Regions from separate parts of the Homo sapiens genome. Here region 2 is linked to region 1. A link is a loop called in an ENCODE intact Hi-C map of the cell type or tissue named here. Cell type or tissue: mucosa of descending colon. All regions are shown on one strand. Links, peaks and the distances in the headings refer to the core of each region. The heading gives the core; the rest is flanking DNA.

Region 1 (5,000 bases), core at 1-5,000:
CCAAAACAATAGTCTACCAACTATTTACATAGCATTTACACTGTATTAGATATTATAAGCCACGTAGAGATAATTTAAACTATATAGGAAGATGTGTGAAGATTATATGCAAATACTACACTGTTTTGTATGAGGAAGACTTGAGCATCTGTGGATTTTGACACCCTGAGAGGGGTCCTGGAACCAATCCACCATTAATACCAAGGGACAGGGAGAGATCCCATACCCTTTTCCTAGTTTCCCCTTACAGCACCACTTTGCAAAACTACCCTGCCTGCAGTATCAACAGCCAGGGTCCTGATGTAACCCACCAACCCAATGAAGATTTCTCCACATTTACATGTACTTACGTGTATTTAGTTCTCTACAATTTTATTTACTGTGTAGATTTGTGTGTCCACTACCACCACAGTTAAGATCCTGAACAGTTCCAACACCACAAGGATCCCTCCAGTGGCCCTGTTACGACCACCCACCCCGGCGTGCGTGCTCCCCCATTATCCCCGGCAACCCTCATATGTTCTGCATCTCTGGGATCTTGTCACTTCACCAATGCTATATAAATGGACACAGTGTGGAATGAGTTGTTCCTTTCTCCTGTACTCTAGGATATCATGGCAGGGATGGACTGCCATTTGACCATTCACTTGCTGACATCTGGGTCCTTTCCAGATAGAGGAAATTCACAAATAAAGCTGCTATGAAAATATTGGACTGGTCCTGGTTTCTATTTATTTCTACTTTTGAGTTCTGAAAGAAGTAAACACAAGCAAGCAAATGTTAGCTAGCAACAATGCAGACATAGATAAGGAGAAATCAACTGGCCTTCCCTGAGTGCTAACATGAAGGAAACCATGAATGTTTCACCTCCAGGCATTCTCAATGTAATGTTCATATGTACATATCATGTACATTGCTCGTGCACTTTTTCTCATGAAGGAAAACACATATACTATTCACATTACGTGGGTAAGTTTAATAACTCCAAAACATTGTCATGATTTATCAACCACTCCCCTAAAGAAGACTGTTTCTGGCCGAGCGCAGTGGCTCACGCCTGTAATCACAGCACTTTGGGAGGCCAAGGAGGGCAGATCACGAGGTCAGGAGATTGAAACCATCCTGGCTAACACGGTGAAACCCCGACTCTACTAAAAATACAAAAATTAGCCAAGCATGGTGGCACATGCCTGTAATCCAAGCTACTTGGGAGGCTGAGGCACAAGAATTGCTTGAACCAGGGAGGCGAAGGTTGTAGTGAGCTGAGATCATGCCACTGAACTCCAGCATGGGTGACACAGCAAGACTCTGTCTCCAAAAAAAAAAGGCTGTTTCCATCCAGGTTTTTCCTGTATTTTTGTGACTCCAAATGATGCTCTCACAAACAGCTCTGTCCTGTGGCTCCCATCCTGCTGCCTATCTACGCATCCTATAGCCAGGTCACCTGTCTAGGCATCCTACAGCCAGGTCATATACACATCTGGCCTCTGCAAGTAGCTAACCATGCTTTGTCCAATGGCAAATGTCAACACTGTTATCCAAGAACCAGAACACCGCCAAATGCTCTGGTGAGCTCCAGCACAGGACCAGCCTCCAGCACAGTGCTCAGGAGAACTCTTCGGCTTCTTGAACACAACGAGAGGCAGAAGGTGTACTAGGAATGTCCAAGAAGCTGGGCGCCACCATCAAGGCTGTTGATCAGAGTGGGAGGGCAGGGGTTACCTTGGGACCAGGCAACCCAGGGCGGGAGGTGGGGCAGTTACAGCAATGGCCCCTGCATCAGAAAGGGAGAGGTGGGAGCCTGTAAGCTCCCGAGGCATCCACAGAAACAGGGACGATGGTGGCAGCCAAAAAAGACGGAGTTACCACACTCCCTAAGAAGCTCCTGACCGCCATCTTCTAGACATTTCCAGGGAGTGGGAAAGATCAGAGGCTGTGGAGTGAGATCAATCCCCTCTGCGAGGCCTCTCCTAGGTGAAGCTCAAGCTGGCTTCAGGTAGGGCCCTGGAATATTAGCCGGACATGGTGGCGCACACCTGTAATCCAAGCTACTTGGGAGGCTGAGGCAGGAGAATCACTTATATACAGTGTCCAGAACCTGGAATATATACAGTCTCCAGAACCTGGAGGTAATCAAGTGGGGGTGAAGGTCATAATAGGATACAATAAAGTCAGGAATAGCAGGACAGAATTCTCTCTCCTCCCACTCCAGGACCCTTCTTCTCGTCCAGCACTCAGGGACTCAAGGTTCACCTTCCAGCCACTGATTGGAAAGTGGTAGGTGCTGGCCAGGCCACACTGCCCATGTTTGCCAAGGAGCTGCTGCCCAATTCACATGGGGCCCATGCCCCATGCCCATGAGGACCCCCCGCCCCACCACCAAATTACTTCCCAGCCCTCACGCCCTCTGTGCCTGACTGGATACCTGAAACCTCTTGGAAGGAGCCAATTCCAGAACATGAACCTAAGTGGAAAAATTAACTATGCTCAAACATAACCCTGAAAGCACCTTTCTAAGCTGCTACCATTAGCTAGGATTTCATGCATCCCCTAAAGGGTGGACATACCCTACATATCCTGCAGTCTGCGGTTAACAACTTTTTAACAAAGAAAACATCTTATTCTGTAGCCTAATACGTTACTTTTCCAGACAGGAAGGACCTGAGGGGTAAAGGCACGTATCTCCAGCCGCATTTCAGCAGAGCCCACCCTCTTCTCGCAGGTCAACCGACATGTCCAGTAACTTGTCCTAAGCCAAAACACATTTCGGCTTTTTTGTCCACGCACGATAGCAACATCAGAGTGTAAATAAGTTAGTCTGCCAATTCGCTTAGTATCTTCCTTCTAGTACCTTGTAGCCTTGCTTGGTACCAGGAAAGACAAAGACCAGGCCGTGTTGGTGTGGTGAGGAGTGAGGGGACGGGCAGAGCCAGGATCAGCTGTGTTGGGTGGTGCGTGCTGTGAAGTCAGGCCTGCCTCTCCCCAGGTGTGAGACCACCGGCCAGCCACTGACCCTTCCAAGCCTCCGTCTCTGACAGATGGGCTGGGCCCAGGGTTCGGCAGGGAACTGGGTGGACACGCCTCCTGGTCTCCTGGTGCTCACTAGGAAGTGGGAGGCAAGTCCCTTGGTGATCATTGCAATAGAGGGCAAACGCACACAGTGACAGCCACAGGGCTGGTTCATGTCCCTTAGTCATGAAGGAGGAGACAACTGGCAAGCACAGAGTGGCAAATTCTGTGGCAAGCACAGAGTGCAAGAAGCCTGCCGGCCAGAGATGGAAAAGTGCAGTCCAGGTAGAGCAAACCGCAACAGGAACAGGAACAGGGCAGTGGGAAGGGGAAGGTGGGCAGGGCCAAAGCTATGGAGGGCCTTGAAGGCCACGATAAGCATTCTTAACTTCACTCTAAAATGTTCCCTCCCAGCAGGTGCTCCACCCAATGAACAGGAAGCCATCCATGTCCTTGGGAGGTACTGGGACACTCGGAGTGACTGGGATGCCCAGTGGAGAGTCTGTCGGACCTGAGACAGCCCCAGCATGGGAATCCTGGTACCAGCCCTTGCCAAATATCAAGCAGTGGGGTCTGTCCCACCCTTATCACATGCTAGGGGTCTCCTGACAAGCTCCTTTGCTGTTCTGCAGCACTGTGAGGGTCTGACCACCTGCACCTCACCCCAGCCTGTCAAAGTAGATCCCTGTGTACTCTAAAACGGGGGCCCTCCTAAGTAACTCTGAATCCCTCTGGTCTTATTAACAATATTTGGCTTACGGCTTATTTATTTTTGAGACAGGGTCTCGCTCTGTTGGGCAGGCTGGAGTGCAGTGGTGCCACCATGGCTCACTGCAGCCATGACCTCCCAGGCTCAAGCAATCCTCCCACCTCAAGCTCTTGAGCAGCTGGGACTACAGGCGCACACCACCACACTCAGCTAGTTTCTGTATTTTTTTGTAGAGACTGGGTCTCACTATGTTGTCCAGGCTGGTCTTGAACTCCTGGCCTCAAGCAATCTCCCAGCTCGGCCTCCAAAAGTGTTGGGGTTACAGACATGAGCCACCACATCCAGCCACTTTGTGATTTTATACCCTCCAGTTATTTGGCCATATGCACCCTCATTAGGCTGGCTGGAAAGCCATTTCCAGGGGACAGTCCTGTCCTACTAAGCTAGGTTGCCTTCAGTTCTGTACCTTTTCAGGCACTGCGGGCCCTGAGGTCAGCCGACCACCTGGCTTTAAGGCAGTGGAGCCTGAGTGTTCAAAGTGGACCCACTTTGACGCTTTGCTCTATATGCTGAAATAATCCTGATGTAAATTAGCTATATGAAAACCAAGCCCCAAAGAAGGCCACATATAATATGTGATCCTTAAATAAAACTATTTGTTTGGAGCTTTCAGTTTAGCTTCATTATGTAAAAATCATCTGTTCCCTAGAGATCATCCTAACTACCAAAAGTGCCTGTCCAAACACTGATGATTGGTTTTAATGCTGTGTTGTGCACTGAGAGGGGTTTAATATACAGCACAAGTAAAGAGCTTATAATTACGCCTGTACTGCTTCTACATGTATAGTCTGCTCCGCAAAAGAAACAGGATTATCTGCTCAACTGTGCAGCACAATGCAAGTAGAAGTTGCAGCACGCACGGCCGGAACCGAGCTGCACAGATGCAGTTAGGGCAAGGGATGCCCCTACCTGGATGGAGATCTGTGACACACAAGAGCCAAAGGATCAACACCGAGAATGCAGGGCCCCAATGCCATGAGAAACACAAACGACTAACCAACAGGCTCCACCTCCCTCGTTAACGTGGGATACCACTCTTCCTCTGCTGGATTAACGGTGAAAAGCAATGGAGATGCCCACCAGTACTGAAGGTCTAGCATATGGGTAGAGTCGAATGGCTGGCGGGAACACACTTTTCTAGAGTCAACTGTCCTTCCCAAAGGCAATATGTATTAAAATCAAAATGTTGAATGTCCTTTCACTCATTTTGAAATGTTACCAC
Region 2 (17,235 bases), core at 7,585-12,584, 56 kb before region 1:
TCTGCCTCCCAGGTTCAAGGAATTCTGCCTTAGTCTTCCAGGCAGTTGGGATTACAGGTGCCTGCCGCCACGCCCAGCTAATTTTCGTATTTTTAGTAGACACGAGGTTTCACCATGTTGGTCAGGTTGGCCTCAAACCCCTAACCCCAGGTGATCCACCCGCCTCGGCTTCCCAGAGTGCTGGGATTACAGGTGTGAGCCACCGTGCCTGGCCTCTTTGATCCTTTTGAGAAGCCACTTTACATCTTCTGAAAGGTATTTGGGTGAGTTGGATGAGGAGGGATCCCATTCAGCTGTGCTGGGCTAAGAGCACAGGCTCTGGGGACAGGTGAGGAGGTGGGGGTCTGACTCTGCCACTGGGTTCCTTGACCAGGTCGCTTCTCTGCTCCGCACCTCCGTTTCTTCATCTGTAAAATGGAGACAATGTCAGCACCCACCTTGATAGTAAAGCTGTTGTGTTGTGGAAGTGGAAGAGCGTGTATAGAATGCTTAGTGGGCAGCCTAGCACATGGTAAGCAATGATTAATGCTGTTACTTGATTTTCAAAACACTTCTTGCTGAAGTCTGGGTGGGGCCCCGGTAATGACAATAGCCTCAAAGTTCCAGGCCCTTGTGGAGTGCCAGGCACATGTTAAAGCATGGTACAGATAATTTTTTTTAAATTTTTAAATTTTGATTATTATAAATACATAATAGTTCTGTATATTTGTGGGGTATATGTTATTTTTGTTTTTGTTTGATACAGAGTCTCACCCTGCCGCCCAAGCTGGAGTGCAGTGGCGCAGTCGCAGCTCACTATACCCTCCACCTCCCTGGTTCAAGTGATTCTCCCACTAATTTTTGTATTTTTAGTAGAGATGGGGTTTCACCACGTTGGCCAAGCTGGTCTCAAACTCCTTACCTCAGGTGATCTGCCTGCCTTGTCCTCCCAAAGTGCTGGGATTGCAGGTGTGAGCCACCGCACCTGGCCAAGGATCTCATTCTTCTATGGCTGAATAATATTCCATCATGTTTAGGTACTGCATTTTCTCTACCCATTCATCCACTGATGAATGACATTTAAATTTATTACTTTTTGTTTGTTTGTTTGTTTGTTTTTGAGACAGAGTTTCACTCTTGTTGTCCAGGCTGGAGTGCAGTGGCAGGATCTCGGCTCACTGCAACCTCCGCCTCCCAAGTTGAAGCGATTCTCCTGCCTCAGCCTCCCAAGTAGCTGGGATTACAGGCATCTGCCACCACGCCCGGCTAATTTTTGTATTTTTAGTAGAGATGAGGGTTCACCATGTTGGCCAGGCTGGTCTCGAACTCCTGACCTCAGGTGACCCACCCACCTCAGCCTCCCAAAGTGCTGGGATTACAGGTGTGAGCCACGACGCCCAGCCTTAGATTGCTTCTTAATCTTGGCTGTTGTGAATGGTGCTGCGGGGAACGTGGGCAGGAGAGTTATTGTCCCATTCTACAGATGGGGAAATGAGGCTCGGATCAGCTCCCCCCAAACCATGCAGCAATTGCGGGCCAGGCTAGGACTGGAACCTGGGCCCCTGTGCTGCCCCACTGCGCCCCCCACAAGCCGTGTAGATGAAGCCCCCTCCCCAGGAAGCATCCTTCTGCCAGGGGTCTCAGAGAAGAGGGGGCTGGGACCTCAGGCTCTGGGCACACTTGCTTCCCCTGTACAGTGTCCATGCTCTCTGTTAGGGCCACTTCCTTCTGGACAGTCACCTCCTGTCTTTGGCCCAATCCCCGCCACTGTTCCTCTGCACAGTAGACTCGGGGGTCCTGTCAGAACAGCAAGTGGATCTTGGCACTTTCTTTTTTTTTTTTTTTTCCAAGACGGAGTCTTGCCGAGATTGCGCCACTGCACTCCAGCCTGGGTGACAGAGCAAGACTCCATCTCAAGAAAAAAAAAAAAAAGAAGAATGTGTCTGGCATCTGTTTCCTTCACTAAAATGTGGGCTTCTTGGGGTAAGTAAGCACCTCATCTGCCTTGCTCAGTTTTGTGTGCCTGGCATATATTAGGTGCTCAATAAATGCACGTTAAAGAATGAGGGCGGGCCGGGCACAGTGGCTCACGCCTGTAATTCCAGCATATTGGGAGGCCAAGATAGGAGGATCACTTGAGGTTAGGCGTTCGAGACCAGCCTGGCCAACATGGTGAAACCCCATCTCTACCAAAATACACAAATTTAGCCAGGCGTGATGGTGCATGGCTGTAGTCCCAGCTACTCAGGAGGCTGAGGCAGGAGAATCGCTTGAACCTGGGAGGTGGCGGTTGCAGTGAGCTGAGATCGCCCCACTGCACTCCAGTCTGGGTGACAAGAACAAGACTGTTTCTAAAAAAGAAAAAAAAAATGCTGCTTGACACACAGACACTCCACACACCCGACACACACATCTCCCACACAAATACACGCAGGTGGAAGCACACACAACCACATTCTCCCATCACATCCACACCCTGAGGCTTTCTCAATCTGGAGATAGCCCTTCCTCCTCCACCAGGCAGACCTCCAGGCTCTGAGGGAACGGGACGCAGGGATGGATAGATGGACAGACGGCAGCTGCTGGGGAAGAAATGGCCCTGAAACACCCTCTTCCCTTCAGCTGGGGGTCCTCCATCAGTTCCTGGGAACGAGAATTCCTCCCCCTACTTTTCTCTCCCTGAGTAAGCAATGTGGCTGGAGTAGGGAGGGTGGTGCCTACAGCAGCCCCTATACCTCATTCACCCCCATCCTGCCCGACCCATCCACTCCCCACCACAAGCTGGCAGGTAAGGCAGTCTGGGAGGTTAGCAGAACCGGAAATTCAACCCAGAGAGGTTAGGGGATGCCCCAGTATGACCCAGCAAGTCCCCACCCTAGGACTCCAGGGTCCACATGCAGATGAGATATATGGGACCCCACTGCTGAGCCAGAGTGAGGAAGGCAGGGTTCTGGGGGCAGCCAGCCCCTCCCCAGGCAGGAACAAGCCACTGCCCCATCTCCAGGCCCCTCTGTAATCCAGGCCCCTCTGTAACCCAACCCCCCACACGGATTGTGCAATAATTACAGGTACAGCTCATTCCTCCAATTCCTTCTTCCTTATTATCTCATCGCCTCTGCTCAAGCTGGGCCCTTCTGGGAAAAGAAGATGAGTAGGAAGGAAAAAATGTCCCATCTCCTTTTCCCATAAACAGCCCTGGCCACAGAGTCTTCCTCATTGCACAAAAGAAAGCGTAGCCCAGAGACGGGAGTCCGGTGCCCTAAATCACATAGCAGGAAAGGCCCCACACGGGACTCCCCAGGTCCCCAGCTGCCAAAACTCCAGGCTCATTGCATTCCTGGGTGGCCTGCCCCCTGCCCTGGCCTTTGTGACTCTGCTAATTGAGTTGATTGTCATGGTTCTTGTTAATATGTTAATATTAATTGCCAACTTACTGCAAGCTTTCCATGTGCCAAGTATGGAGGTAAGTGCTTCACGTGGATAACTTTCTTTTTTTTTTTTTTTTTGAGACAGAGTCTCACTGTCACCCAGGCTGGAGTGGAGTGGTGCAATCTCGGCTCACTGCAGTCTCCGCCTCCTGGGTTTAAGCGATTCTCCTGCCTCAGCCTCCCAAGTAGATGGGATTACAGGTGCATGCCACCACACCCGGCTAATTTTTGTACTTTTAGTAGAAATGGGGTTTCACCATGTTGATCAGGCTGATCTCGAACTCCTGACCTCAAGTGATCTTCATGCCTGGGCCTCCCAAAGTGTTGGATTACAAGGCTGAGCCACTGCGCCCGACCCATGGATTTCTTTCATTCTTCAGTCATTTAAGCAATCTTTTTTTCTTGTTCTTTTCTTTTTTCTTTGAGACTGAGTTTTGCTCTGTTGCCCAGGCCAGAGTGCAATCTCAGCTCACTGCAACCTCCTCCTTCTCCTGCCTCAGCCTCCCAAGTAGCTGGGATTACAGCTGTGCACCACCACACCCAGGTGATCTTTGTATTTTTGTAGAGACAGGGTTTCGCCATGTTGGCCAGGCTGGTCTCGAACTCCTGACCTCAGGTGATCTGTCTGCCTCGACCTCCCAAAGTGCTGGGATTACAGGGGTGAGCCACCGTGCCCAGCTCATAACACTCTCAGCAGAAGGTATTATTTTTGCAGGGGAGGAAACTGAGGCTCACCGAGGAGAAGACACCTGTTCAGAGTCATACAGCTCGGAGAGAGCCCACAGTTTGACCAACTTCATCCTCCTCTGTGCCAGGCCTTATTTGGAGGATGAAGAGGTGTTTTTTTTTTGTTTTGTTTTGTTTTTTTATTGAGACGGAGTCTCGCTCTGTCGCCCAGGCTGGAGTGCAGTGGCGCGATCTCGGCTCACTGCAAGCTCCGCCTCCCGGGTTCACGCCATTCTCCTGGCTCAGCCTCCCGAGTAGCTGGGACTACAGGCGCCCGCCACCACGCCCGGCTAATTTTTTCTATTTTTTAGTAGAGACGGGGTTTCACCTGGTTAGCCAGGATGGTCTCGATCTCCTGACCTCGTGATCCGCCCGCCTCGGCCTTCCAAAGTGCTGGGATTACAAGCGTGAGACACCGCGCCCGGCCTGGGGGATGAAGAGGTTTAAAAAAAAACACAAAAATCCAGTCTTCCAGAAGCCCTGACCCATGCAGCTTCCTGGTGGGGCACTGTGCCCTGGGTGCTGAGGGCCTGGGGTCTAGTTCAGCTCTCCCGCAGCCGTGCTGTGTGACCTCGGCTGGCTTTGCCACCTTTTCCGGCCGGGCCTGTGGGTTATGGGGTGGGAGAGAGGAGTCCTCGCCCCATGGCAGGGTTTGGGGCACAGAACCTGAAGAGGGAGAAATTGAGGCGGACTCATGGAAGCCCGGTGCTGCCCCCTGGTGGCGATGGCCGGGAAGGGCAGCGCCAGAGAGCATCCCCCCATCAGCTCCCTCATCCATTCACCCTCAAGGCTTCCCCAGTTCAGACATCACGCCTGGGGTCCCGACGTGTGTTAGGGGGACCATCGCTTCAAAATCCCCAGGGAAGGAGGCGGTCCCTAACCCTTCCCAAAATGTGTAACTTCAAGTCTGTACAGGAAGCCCAGGCCTGGAGCAGTGGCTCACGCCTGTAATCCCAGCACTTTGAGAGGCTGAGGCGGGCAGATCACCTGAGGTTGGGAGTTTGAGACCAGCCTGACCAACATGGAGAAACCCCATCTCTACTAAAAATACAAAATGGGCCCAGTGTGGTGACACATGCCTGTAATCCCAGCTACTTGGGAGGCTGAGGGAGGAGAATTGCTTGAACCCGGGAAGCAGAGGTTGCCACGAGCCGAGATCATGCCATTGCGCTCCAGCCTGGGCAACAAGAGCAAAACTCCGCCTCAAAAAAAAAAAAGGATCTGGGGTAGCATCAGATTGGTGTCCCACAGCTGCATCTAATCCTGACTTTGCCCTTCCTGGCTGTATCCTTGTGTAAAGCCCTTGGCCTGCCATTGGCGCAGAGGATGAGGTCTATAATTGGGAGTTCCTCTTCTGAGCCATTGAAGCCATTTGCATTTTACAATAATAATGCTGGCTTCATTATGAAGGGAAAATGAAGCAGGCAAAAAAAAAGAATGCTGGCTTCATGGACCACATCAAGAGCAGACCCCTCACCTGGGTTATGTCATCTGATTTCACAACAACCCTATGAGCTTCTTATTACCCCTATTTTACAGATGAGGCAGGGAGGGGATGGAGGTTTAAAGAAAGGTGGGGGCCAGGCATGGTGGCTCACACCTGCGATCCCAGCACTTTGGGAGGCCGAGGCAAGAGGATCACATGAGGCCAGGAGTTCAAGACCAACCTGGGCAATATAGTGAGACCCCATCTCTACTAAAAATAAGAAAAAATTAGCCAGGCATGGTGGTAAGCACCTGTAGTCCCAGCTACTCCAGAGGCTAAGGTGAGGAGGAAGACTTGAGCCCAGGAATTTGAGGGTACAGTGAGCTATGATTACGCCACTGCACTCTGGCCTGGGCCACAGAGCAAGACCCTGTCTCAAGGCAAAAAGAAAAAAGTGGGACCTTGCCCAAGCTCATAAAGCTGAATAAGCAGGAGGCAGACTGGACTTTTGAGCAGGTAAACACACACACATTTACACCATGAATATGTGTGGACATATGAACCTATACATACCTACATTTCTTCTTTCTTTTTTTAGATGGAGTTTCACTCTTCTTGCCCAGGCTGGAGTGCAGTGGCGCGATCTGGGCTCACTGCAAACTCTGCCTCCAGGTTCAAGTGATTCTTCTGCCTTAGCCTCCTGAGTAGCTGGGATTACAGACACGTGCCACCACGCCCGGCTAATTTTTGTATTTTTAGTAGAGACAGGGTTTCACCATGTTGGCCTGGCTGGTCTCAAACTCCTGAGCTCAAGTGATCTGCCTGCCTCGGCCTCCCAAAGTGCTGGGATTACAGGCGTGAGCCACCGTGCCCAGCCACATTCCTAAGAGGACATGAACATGCTACAATTAGATCTTCACATACATCTGGTTAGCTCCCTCAGGATAAATTCCTCCAAACAGAATGGCTGGGCTCTAACAGGACTATATTTCAGACCCTTGATCAGTTTCCCCACCCAGCCGTCAGCAATCTCCCACCCACCCACCATGTGGGGCCGTGGAAACATGGAGCAGGGCCATCTCCAAAGGCTGTTCAAGCCATGCCCACGGGAAGCCCCTGCCCTCCTCCTGCAGGAAGTGAGGATGAGGCCACAGTGAAGGCACACATCACAATGGCTGTTCTACTGGAGCCAGGCCCAGCAAGAGGTGGACAGGTGTGGCCCCAGCTCCTCACACCTCCTGGCAACCGGGCCTCCTCATGAGAATTCCTAGAAATAAGCACATGAGCACTCGGAGCTCAGAACACGGTGCTGCCCAGGCACTGTTGCTGGGACAGAGGCCCTCCAGAGCACCAGGATGGAATCATCCCCGGGTGAGGGCTCCCCTCATTCAGGGGCCAGGGCTGGCAGGGACCGGGAAGAAGTCTACTCTGGAGACCGCAGGAAGCAGAGAGGAGACGAGGGTCCCTGTGCTGAGCTGGGGGCTGCCCTCAGTCCTCACCACCCTTCCCCGAAATCCTACTGTCCCCACCAATCAGGGGGCCACGGAACCCAATAGAGACCATTGGGCAGTGGGGCTTTCAACGTGCTGTACTCTCCCTTAAAGTGTTGCAAGGAAGTCGCCAAATGAGACTAATGACTCCCCCACATCAGGTATGACGCTCCTGCCCGTGGCCAGAGACAACCGAGGCTGAGCGTGGAGGCAGCAGGAGGCAGAGGCTGTCCTGGCCCTGGGGCTGCCTGGCCATGTTGGTGTGGAATTGGGAAAGTTACCGAATCTTTCAGAATCTGTTTTCCAAGTGATTCTCCTGCCTCGGCATCCCGAGTAGCTGGGATTACAGGCGTGCGCCACTGTGCCCGGCTAATTTTTGTATTTGTAGTTGAGATGGGGTTTCACCATGTTGGCCAGACTGGTCTCGAACTCCTGATCTCGGGTGCTCTGCTGCCTTGGCCTCCCAAAGTGTTGGGATTACAGGTGTGAGCCACTGCATCCGGGCCTAAGTTTTGAGCTAAGTCCCTGGCATACAGTGAGCCCACTGATCTGAGGGTGCTTTTCTTTCTCTCTCCTAAAGATCCTTATCCTGCTGGTCCCCCTCCTCCCTATGGTCCTCCTCACCAGATGTACTTTGAAGGCCCCCAAGTTGTTCAGGTAGGTGAGTGCCCCTGCCGGCCTTCCCTTGTCGCTTTCTGTCCCCTGCTCGGAGCTGCCCAGAATATTCTCTTTCCTGACCTCTGACCAAGACTCTGCCCAAACAGCACATCCTCTGGCAAGTTCTCCTCCCCTGACCCCGTAGCTGTGGGACCCCGCAGCTGGCCAGCTGCCCCTGCTCCCATGCTGGCTGTGTTGCCAGTGGCCACCGAAGCATCTCTCTCCAGAGGGAAATCACTGGTGGATGGGGCCTGTATACAGTAGGCACTCAGGAAATTTTTATGGAGTAGACTCCCGTTCTCTACTCTGCAAACACACCACCCCTCAGGCCACAGAGGAGGGGAAGGCCGAGCCCCCCAGGTGGGGCCTGGGTTTTGGGAATTTAAACAAATTTTCCAAGGAATTCTCAGGCAGTCTCCAGATTCAGAACTGCTGGGTTGGATAGATTCCTGGAGGGCACAGTGAAGATGACGTCACCATTGAAAAGCACCCTTTAGGTCAGGTGCGGTGGCTCAGGCCTGTAATCCCAGAACTTTGGGAGGCCAAGGCAGGTGGATCGCATGAGGTCAGGAGTTCAAGACCAGCTTGGCCAACATGGCAAAACCCCATCTCTACTAAAAATACAAAAATAAGCCGGGTGTGATGGCACATGTCTATAGTCCCAGCTACTCAGGAGGCTGAGGCAGGAGAATCGCTTGAACCCGGGAGGCGGAGGTTGCAGTGAGCTGAGATCGCACCACTGCACTCCAGCCTGGACGACAGAGTGAGACTCCGTCTCCAAAATAAAAAGAAAAAAGAAAAAAGCACCCTTAGAGCCCACTGGAAACCCCACTTCCAGCTAAGAACACTTCTTTCCTTAGTTTCCTCCAAACCGGGGTGGGGGAGCCACACCACACCCCCACATATCAGGTCCCCAGTCTCCAGATCCCAGCATCTCCCCATCTCAGGTGAGCACCGACAGCCCATGGGAATTGAGAAGCCACAGGGGTCCTGGCCCCGGGGGGTCCCACCTGCTTCCCGCTTCCCACTCCCACAGCTGTATGCCGGCATGTCCGTGGTGGGGACGTCCATGCCGGTGCAGGCCGTGTGTCCCTACTGTGGAAACCGCATCATCACGGTGACGACCTTTGTCCCGGGTGCCCTCACCTGGCTGCTGTGTACCACCCTCTTCCTGTTCGGGTGAGTGGCCGCCCCTCCGCCGCTGCAGAGGCCTGAGCATTGGTAGGGGTGGGTCCGGGTGGGTCCCTGCAGGGTAGGGGGAGCTTTCGGGGAAAATAGCAGGACCAAGCATAGGGGAGGCCAGTTGGGTGGGGCCATTACCTCCTTGAGAGGAGGCGGCAGCCCTCTGACCCAGGGACCTCCCATGAGAACAGCAGGGAGTGGAGGGGTGAGTGATGCCTACAAAGCAGCCAGCTTAGGACACCCACGGCAGCTGCTGCTGTCACCAGCAGCCAAGAGCTTGCGGGTTCAGGATGGCTCTTACCTCTCAGCTGTGGAGTTTTGAAACACACAGAGGGGCCAGGCGCGGTGACTCATGCCTGTAATCCCAGCACTTTGGGAGGCCGAGGTGGGTGCGTCACTTGAGGTCAGGAGTTATAGACCAGCCTGACCAATGTGCTGAAACCCTGTCTCTAACTCTATTAAAAATACAAAATTAGCCGGGTGTGGTGGCACGTGCCTGTAATCCCAGCTACTCAGGAGACTGAGGCAGGGGAGGCAGAGGTTGCAGTGAGCCAAGATCACGCCACTGCACTCCAGCCTGGGATACAGAGTGAGACTCTGTCTCAAACATACACACACACGCCCAGGCCCCTCCCAGACTCTGCCTGGGTCCCAGGTGCGTCCAGCGTACAGTGAGAGGTGGCCCCGCTCACGCCCAGCCTCCGCTCCGGGGCTGCAGGTACGTCCTGGGCTGCTGCTTCCTGGCATTCTGCATAAGGAGCCTAATGGACGTGAAGCACTCGTGTCCCGTGTGTCAGCGCGAGCTCTTCTACTACCACCGCCTGTGAGCCCCCAAGAAATAAATGCCAGGGGTGCCACCTGGGCACACCCGTGTCTATGTCCTTACCTTCTGCTCTGTCAGCCCAGGAGATTGGGTGGCCGCTGGTGCTCTGGGAGCCCACGTTGAGTGTGTGGGGGCCGCGCCGTCCTGTCCACCGTTCACCCTCTTTTGACTCCTTAGAGCCACAGTCCATAGTTCAGCCCCATCTTTCTGGGCTCCCTCCCATCAGCTCAAGCCTCTGCCTCTTTGGGAAAACTATCTCCCTGCAACTCCAGCCGGAAGGAGAGACCTGTTCTCCCTGATAGCCACATCCTCACCCACTGCATGCACCTCAACCCACAACCGGGCTTACTCTGGGCCCTGCCACTGCCTTCTTGACCAGTGGCTCCGTTGCTAAGTGCAACATCCTACGTGCACTTGCTCCTTCGCTCCTACCTGACTGGGTTCTCTGTAGCCCTTGGCACTCTCCCTCCCTTCCCCAAAGACCCCATCTCCTGGGCTGCAGCAGCTCTCCAGCCCCTGCTGGTGGGTTTGTCACTTGGCCAGTGCTCCTCAGGGTCTGGCCTTGGCTCCTCCTGTCACACCCGATGCTTCCGTCGCCAGCTCCTGCATCCCACCCACAACCTTCTCCCTAGGATGCTTGAGGCCCTGCAGAGCCAACAGGTCTCACAGTAACTCCCTCCTCTCTCTTCTCCTGGGCCTAGTAGCTGGGACAAGAGTGGGTGGCAGTGCCCCCTCCAGGGCAGCCCTTCAGTCCTGTCCTTCTTGCCCTGCAGTGATTCATTTCCTCTGCTTTATCCCCTCCTTGAAGGAGGCAGCAGCCCCGGGTTTCCCTATCGAGAGTCTCTCCTGCTCCTGCTGTTCTCCAGCAGCCAGTGGCCGGCACTGAGCCGGTGATTCTTGTGGGTGAGGATCTGGAATTGCTCGGACTATGCCCGACACCTGCCGACAAAGTGCCTCTCTCAGCCCAAGTCCACATGCTTCCCCTGGGGCCCCTTGAGGCCATCTGTGAGCTGGCTCCAGCTCCCCTGCCCACCCCAGCCAGATAGGACCGAGTGCCACTCCCTCACCACCCACCCGACCTCCCCAGGCTGCTCCCAGCAGCGTCCAGCCCTCCAATCAGCCCCTGCCCTGTCAGTCTGGTCACCCGCTCTCTGGTGTGTCACTTTCCCCAGGTGGTTTGTGAGGTCTTGGCTCGCCTCTGTATCCCAGGGCCTGGCGGGGACAGGCGGGTTATAGAAGCTAGGATGGGGCAAGTCTGCCCTGATCTGTCTGGCCTCCCACCAAGAGGTTTAACCCTTAAGACTCCCGTACAGCTGCAGCCTTACAGGACTCCCGGCAGAGCTGCTGTGGAGGAAGGTGGACATTAACAAGCCCCAAATAAGCTGATGAATAGGACCCCTTTCAGGGTCTGCCTGCAGACACGGTCAGGAGGGGGACGACGGGGTAGAGGAGAATCCAGTGTCACCACTAAAGGACTTAAATTTTGCAGAATAGGCTGGGCACGGTGACTCATGCCTGTAATCCCAGCACTTTGGGAGGCCAAGGTGGAAGGATTGCTTGAGTCCAGAAGTTCTAGACCAGCCCGGGCAACATAGCAAGACCTCGTTTCTACTGAAATGCGGGGCCGGGGCATGGTGATGAGTGCCTGTAGTCCCAGCTACCTGTGGGGCTGAGGTGGGAGGATTGCTTGAGCCTGGAAGGTCGAGGCTGCAGTGAGCCCTAACCATGCCACTGCACCCCAGCCTAGGTGAAAGGGTCTCAAAAAGTTAATAAATTTTGTAAAGTAGAAATATTGTTCTACTCGTCATGTTTTCAAATAAGATGAATTTCACAGAGGGGAGAAAAGAAGTAAGGGAAGAATTGGGGGAAGAAGTAATTGGGAGCTGGGGGCACGTGAAGCCGTCTTCACTAAAATGTGGCTGGGGGAGCTGTAAGGCTCACACCGATGGGGTATTGACCCATTATTGCCCCAACCTACAGATGCGGAAGCTGAGGCTGAGTAACTAGATCAGCGCTGGAGACATAGGTCTGTCCTCAGGGTTCAGCATCAGGGAGGAAGGCACAGAGGTGAGGGGTGCATGTGTGTGTGGCTGAAGGCCTGGAAGGAAGGGTGTGTGTTTATGTGTGTACGCGCATGTGTGTGGCTGAAGGCCTGGAAGAAAGGGTGTGTGAATGCATGTTTGTACGCGCGTGTGGCTGAAGGCCTGGAGGAGGGGGGTGTGTGTGTGTGTGGCTGAGGGTCTGGGTGTGTGTGTGTGCACGTCTGTGGCCAAAGGCCTAGAGGGATAGAAGGGAGCATTACCTGTCTTCCATCATGTGGTCTTCAGCAGGTAGAGGTTCCGGGAAGCCACAGGTCAGGCAACAGCCATCTTGGCCAAAGCCTGGCATGATGGGGCTGACAGGTCCTTAGGTCACACCAGCCCCGGGGAAGGACAAGTTCTGGGACAGGTTTCCCTGGAGTAAAATGCCCCAATGCCTGTGCCTTTGCCACCACCCAAAGGCCTGGCTAAATCGGGAGAACAACTTCCCGGTCCACACTAGCTGCAGGCCCCAGAGCCTTCATTTCCACTTCAGAGACTCAGCAAGATTTTTAGGGTTGGATGGTGAAGTTTCTGACACAAATTAGGCAGCTAGTACCTGGGAACCCCAGTAAGTCCCTGAAGACAAAGGAAGCAACCTCTCATTTGTAATAAATGAGGACACGGGCACCAGGTCAACATAGGGAGACAGAAAAGCCCCTGGTGGACGAGGCGGGTGGTCATCCATCCAGGATCTATCTCAAGGTGAGGCGTGAGGGTCTCACCTAGGACGAGGGCCCAGCCACCGGGCTTCCACCATCCAGAGGGAGAGATTTGATGGCTCTGCAGAGCAGCCAGGCTGTGGCAGGCGACAATCGGGGGCTGCTCGGTCTTGCTGGCAAGGCCCATCTACAGCCTGAACCCTCCATCTGCAGAGTTCAGCTGGAGCCTCTCGTTCTGATTCCACCCAGACTGTTGTCTTTCACTCGGATTCCCAGATGGCTCCAGAGACATGAGCGCCTGCAGTCCAGGGACAGTGTCCAACCACGGCCAGGCTCTGCTCACTCAGTGTGGACTGGCTGGGTGCCAGGTCTTCCTCAGTCACAGGAGAGCTTTCATCGGCCTGAGTCAGTCACCATTGTGCCTTCAGAGGTGGCCAGGTCCTTGGCATGGCTGCAAGCTTCTGCTATGACTCTATGGATCAGTCCCCAGGCCTTCTGGATGCAGACTGCCCCGTGTTAGGAAAACGTCACTTGCCAACTCTTAGAAATAGGACAATTCGTATAGAAAATCCAGGATTTTCAGCTTGGCGAGGTGGCTCACCCCTGTAATCTCAGCATTTTGGGAGGACAAGGCGAGAAGATCACTTGAGCCCAGGAGTTTGAGACCAGTCTGGGCAACCTACGGAGACCCTATCTCTACAAAAAATTAAAAAATTAGCCGGGCATGGTGGTAACACCTGTGCTGCCAGACAGTTGGGAGGCTGGGGCAGATAGATCGCTTGGGCCCAAGAGGTCAAAGGTGCAATGAGCCATGACTGCACAACTGCACTCCAGCCTTGGAGATGGGGTGAGACCCTATCTCAAAAAACTAAGACAAACAAAAATACACATTAAAAAAAAAAAAAAAGTCGAGGCTTCTCAAGTTCCGCTGTCTGAAGGTGTAGGTGCAGAGGAACTGGGGTCTTGAGAGGCTGCCAAGTGGGGCGGGACTTCATCTGTCCCTTGGCCCAGTCCCCTGGAATACCCCCAGACCCAAGCCTCGGGGTGTCTGCAGTCACTGCCTTAGACAACAGGACCTGAGCCACTGTTCTAAGCCTCTCGGTGTTCATGTGTCTGAGGCTTTGTCCCAGGGAAGCCTCAGGTTCTCCTATGCCAAGACCTTGCCGCAGGGCCAGGCTACGGCAGGGCCGGGGCTTCCTTCTCCTGCACCCCTTTCCCTGACCCCTTTCCACGCCCAGGGCCGGCCTCTTCCCCAGCTTCGGGGCCTGTCAGAGGGGCGGCCCACCACTGGCAGATGAGCTTGGCAAGTTGCTGAACCCTCATTTGAAACTGGGGACAGCCCCCATCCTACCCCGCATGGAGGGCTGAGCTAGGGCTACCTGGAACAGGGAGGTGAGGCGGGCAGCCAGTGGGGGTCTGAATGCCTGCTCCACACTGAGCAAGGCTCAAGCCCCCATGGCTCAGGGTTCTGGCCTACTTTGGGCCACCAGACGCCTCGCTGCTGACCTCTCAGGGCTGGCTCACTGTGCACAATGGTTATCACAAAGGGTTTCTTGCTACTGTCCCTCCTAATTAGCCGGAGGCAAGAGTCAGAACAGCCCCCACCCCACCTTCTCACAGGAGCCCAATGGGCAGGTGTGGCACTGGCACCAGCTCGTGGGCAGAGTTCGCTGGTGGCTGGTGGCCTTCCTCACAATGCCACCCATACCATTTCCCTACTGGAGTTCTCAGCTCAGCCAGGGCAGAAAGATGCGCCAGGTGCACGTGGCCTCGAGCCACGCCCTGTGGGATAAAGGCGTGGAGGGGCCATCAAGGCCAAGCTGGGAACCTTGAGCAGCTCCTGGACTAACCCTCACCACCAGGGAGGGGCTGGCCTTAACCACCTTTCTCTGCCTCCTCGCTGCAAAACCAGCTTTGCAGCAATGAGCTTCAAAGGGCTGAGTGATGCTGAGTACGGGTGGGGAAGGACAGGAGGTGCCAGTCTCTTACTCCTGGGCACTGGACTTCAAGGGTGGTCTGAATCCGTAACTTCTTCCCTCTCCCAAGTTGTCCACGTGCTGTGCAGGCACTGTGCTGTGAACCCCCAGATCCAGTCATTGACAGGTGGCAGCATGTAGGGGGTCAGTGACCCCTTGGAGCTGATGGGAGGGGGCCTCCCTTTGGAACCTGCAGTTTTGCTCACAGACCATTCATGGCCTCCAGCTCCCAGGCCTCACTCAGTTAAAGGCTGCGAAACGTAAGTCAGCAGAAGATGCACAGGCACCCATCTCCCCCAAAGCCAAGACGCAGGGATGGGGAAGTCTGTCCTTAACTGTTCTCACGCAGAAAACCAATGTCCCGAAGGCTTTAGGGAGTAGGCCATAAAGAACGCCCACTCCAACGCCTGTGCTTCACGCAGCACTCAACAGCCCTCGAGTTAGTCACTGTAACTCCCGAGGTGGGGAATGTTTTGTTAGAACTGCATACCCAGTAAGGAAGACATCAGCCACATGTGCAAATTAGAATAAAATTAAAATTCAACCCCCTCTGCCACTTAAGCCACATTTCAAGTGCTTTATAGCCACAGGTGGCCAGAAGCTCCACCGCGACAAAGTTCTGATGAACACGACTGGGTGAGGACAGGGTGGTAGCAAGGCTGGCCGGAAACACTACCCATTACTCCCTCACACAAAAGTCTTAGGGATGTAGTCCAATGGGGTTGGCAAGGTCTGGTTGTTATCTTGACTCCCCTCCTCCCCAGGGGACCTACCTACACCACTAGGAGGTAGTGACTCGGCTATCTAATCTGAAGCTCTCTTGGCCCAAGAGGCCCTTATAGCAAGCCATGAAGACAGATCATTTCCCTGCAATCCAGGGTTGGTAAACCTACAAAAGGGGTTTTTAAAAACAAAGCTTTGTGGGGACAGCCTCGCCACTCAATTGTTGTCTGTGGCTGCGTTCATGCTATGTTGGCAGAGCTGAGAGTCCCAACAGAGACCATCACACAATACCTACTCTGGCCTTTTACAGAAAGTTTACCAACTCTGACCCTAGCCTAAGCCCAAACCACAAGAGAGATGTCTTACTTACACACCTCACCTTAGTAATTCAAGGAACCTTCAGGTGCTATGGCTTTGAGACGGAGTCTCCCTCACGCTGTCACCCAGGCTGGAGTGCAGTGGCACGATCTCAGCTCACTGCAACCTCTGCCTCCTGGGTTCAAGTGATTCTCTGGCCTCAGCCTCCCGAGCAGCTGGGACTGCAGGTGTCTACCACCATGCCCGGCTAATTTTTGCGTTTTCAGTAGAGACAAGGTTTCACCATGCTGGCCAAGCTGGTCTTGAACTCCTGACCTCAAGTGATCCACCGATCTCAAGCCTCCCAAAGTGCTGGGATTACAGGTGTGAGCCACCGCATCCGGCCCAGGTGCTATAGGTTTTATCGCATTTGCTTTAACTGTGAAGGTGGTTTCAGAGTTAAGACTTTAAACTACTCACAATTTCCATCCCTGGCACCATAAACATTTGCCTCACAGCAAATGAGTGATGTTATGTATGACGCCAAATGTCCTTGCCGTCTGGTGAAAGAGAAGCTGGGTCAGGGCCTCCATCAGGAAGCGATGGTGTCTAGACGTGGCTTCTCGCCCTGTCAAGGCACCCACGTTGCAGGGGACTCTGCCAGGTCCCATAGTGTCTCCCTTGGGCTTTGCTCACAGCACGAGCCACCGCGCCTGGCTGCTCTTCTCATTTTGAAACAAGACTGCTTCAGCTCGCTGCTCTTGTGTGTGAGGGCGTGGGAAGGGCCACTGTGACCGCAGGCCCTTGCTGTCACGCAGTGGTTTTCAGGGCTCCCCGCTGTGAAGACTCCGAATGCTGTCAACAGATGGCATCCACACCCCACAGAGGGAGAGGACACAATAGTCCCAGGGGTTACAGTGAGGCCGGAGAAGGGGAGTTCATTTTTCTTTCTTTAAAATTTCAGCTTGTCTCCCCAGAACCAGTTTAACAAACTCAAACTCCTGACACTGTAACTGCGAGTGAGTGGAAAAGGGAACGCGGCAGATGACGGAAACATTACAACACGTTCTTTGGAAAAAGAGTCATTTAATACCTTAAGGGAGAGTAGGAACTTTCAGTTACCTAAGACTACAGCCAACCCCCAGCCCAGAACAAAAACAAGACACCTTAATGTTTGTTCAAAGACAAACCCACAGCGAACGGCTCTCGCACCCCTGCTCTAACTCCTCTTTCTGGGGGAGGAAGGAGGGAAGGGCCAGGTCCGCGGGGACCCTCACTCCCTGCTTTCTATCACACGGGTCACAAGGCAGCTCTCAGAGCAGAAGGCACACACACTGCAGTGGAAGTTGAGAAAGGAAGTCACTCCAAGGTACACACTGGCCCAAAGACCAGGAAACCGTGCCACGGAGCTGGAAGGCAAGGCCGATGGGACGGTGCAAGGACCACGCCCACGATAGCGCCTGCCGCCCCGAAGGGCCTCGTGACACATCAGGTCACATCTCCAGTCACCTTATTTGTACACAGTTCTCTCCTGGAAAACCTTTCATTTCTTAAGAGTAAATGTGACTAGTTAGAGGCTAAAAAAAAAAAAAAAAAAAAAAAGAAACAAGAGACCCTGCCCCCGCAAAACGGAATTAGAAGGAAAAGTACATCTCAGTGAAACCTTGTTACAAATGCCAAGGTTTCCCAGGCCTGTTTCCAGGGAGAGTAGAAATCTTCCTCCACTTCCACGTAACTCACTGAATTATAATTTTTATAGAAAATTTTATTCAACATACAACATTTTCC

Evidence for each region. Hi-C counts contacts between places; a loop is a spot of excess contacts. Peaks named below come from ENCODE experiments on the same cell type or tissue, not always from the same donor. Only the 100,000 strongest peaks of a DNase experiment are listed, where the experiment ranks them.
Region 2: a loop joins it to region 1, with 6 times the contacts of the local background. A loop is called at or near these places in 6 of 110 quality-filtered maps.

Annotation. Positions count from the first base shown.
Region 1 is chr16:8,938,783-8,943,782 of GRCh38, forward strand. The region is part of intron 1 of USP7 (ubiquitin specific peptidase 7); the gene reads right to left. Among named protein-coding and RNA genes, the nearest start is that of USP7-AS1, 21 kb to the right of the region's middle. In mucosa of descending colon, for the core only: no CTCF peak of the experiment used is centred there; a DNase peak (open chromatin) is centred at 3,104.
Region 2 is chr16:8,875,581-8,892,815 of GRCh38, forward strand. LITAFD (LITAF domain containing) reads left to right here and starts at 6,771. Exons shown (of 4, transcript NM_001395433.1): 1 at 6,771-6,930; 2 at 7,630-7,706; 3 at 8,743-8,885; 4 at 9,607-9,770. The coding sequence starts at 8,776. The coding sequence ends at 9,715. USP7 (ubiquitin specific peptidase 7) reads right to left here. Exons shown (of 31, transcript NM_003470.3): 31 at 16,517-17,235. RefSeq lists silencers at 2,346-2,461, 10,754-10,893 and enhancers at 4,571-4,860, 6,908-7,408, 12,336-13,178, 15,918-16,187, 16,248-16,397 and 2 more. In mucosa of descending colon, for the core only: no CTCF peak of the experiment used is centred there; DNase peaks (open chromatin) are centred at 8,851, 9,231, 9,551, 10,621 and 1 weaker place.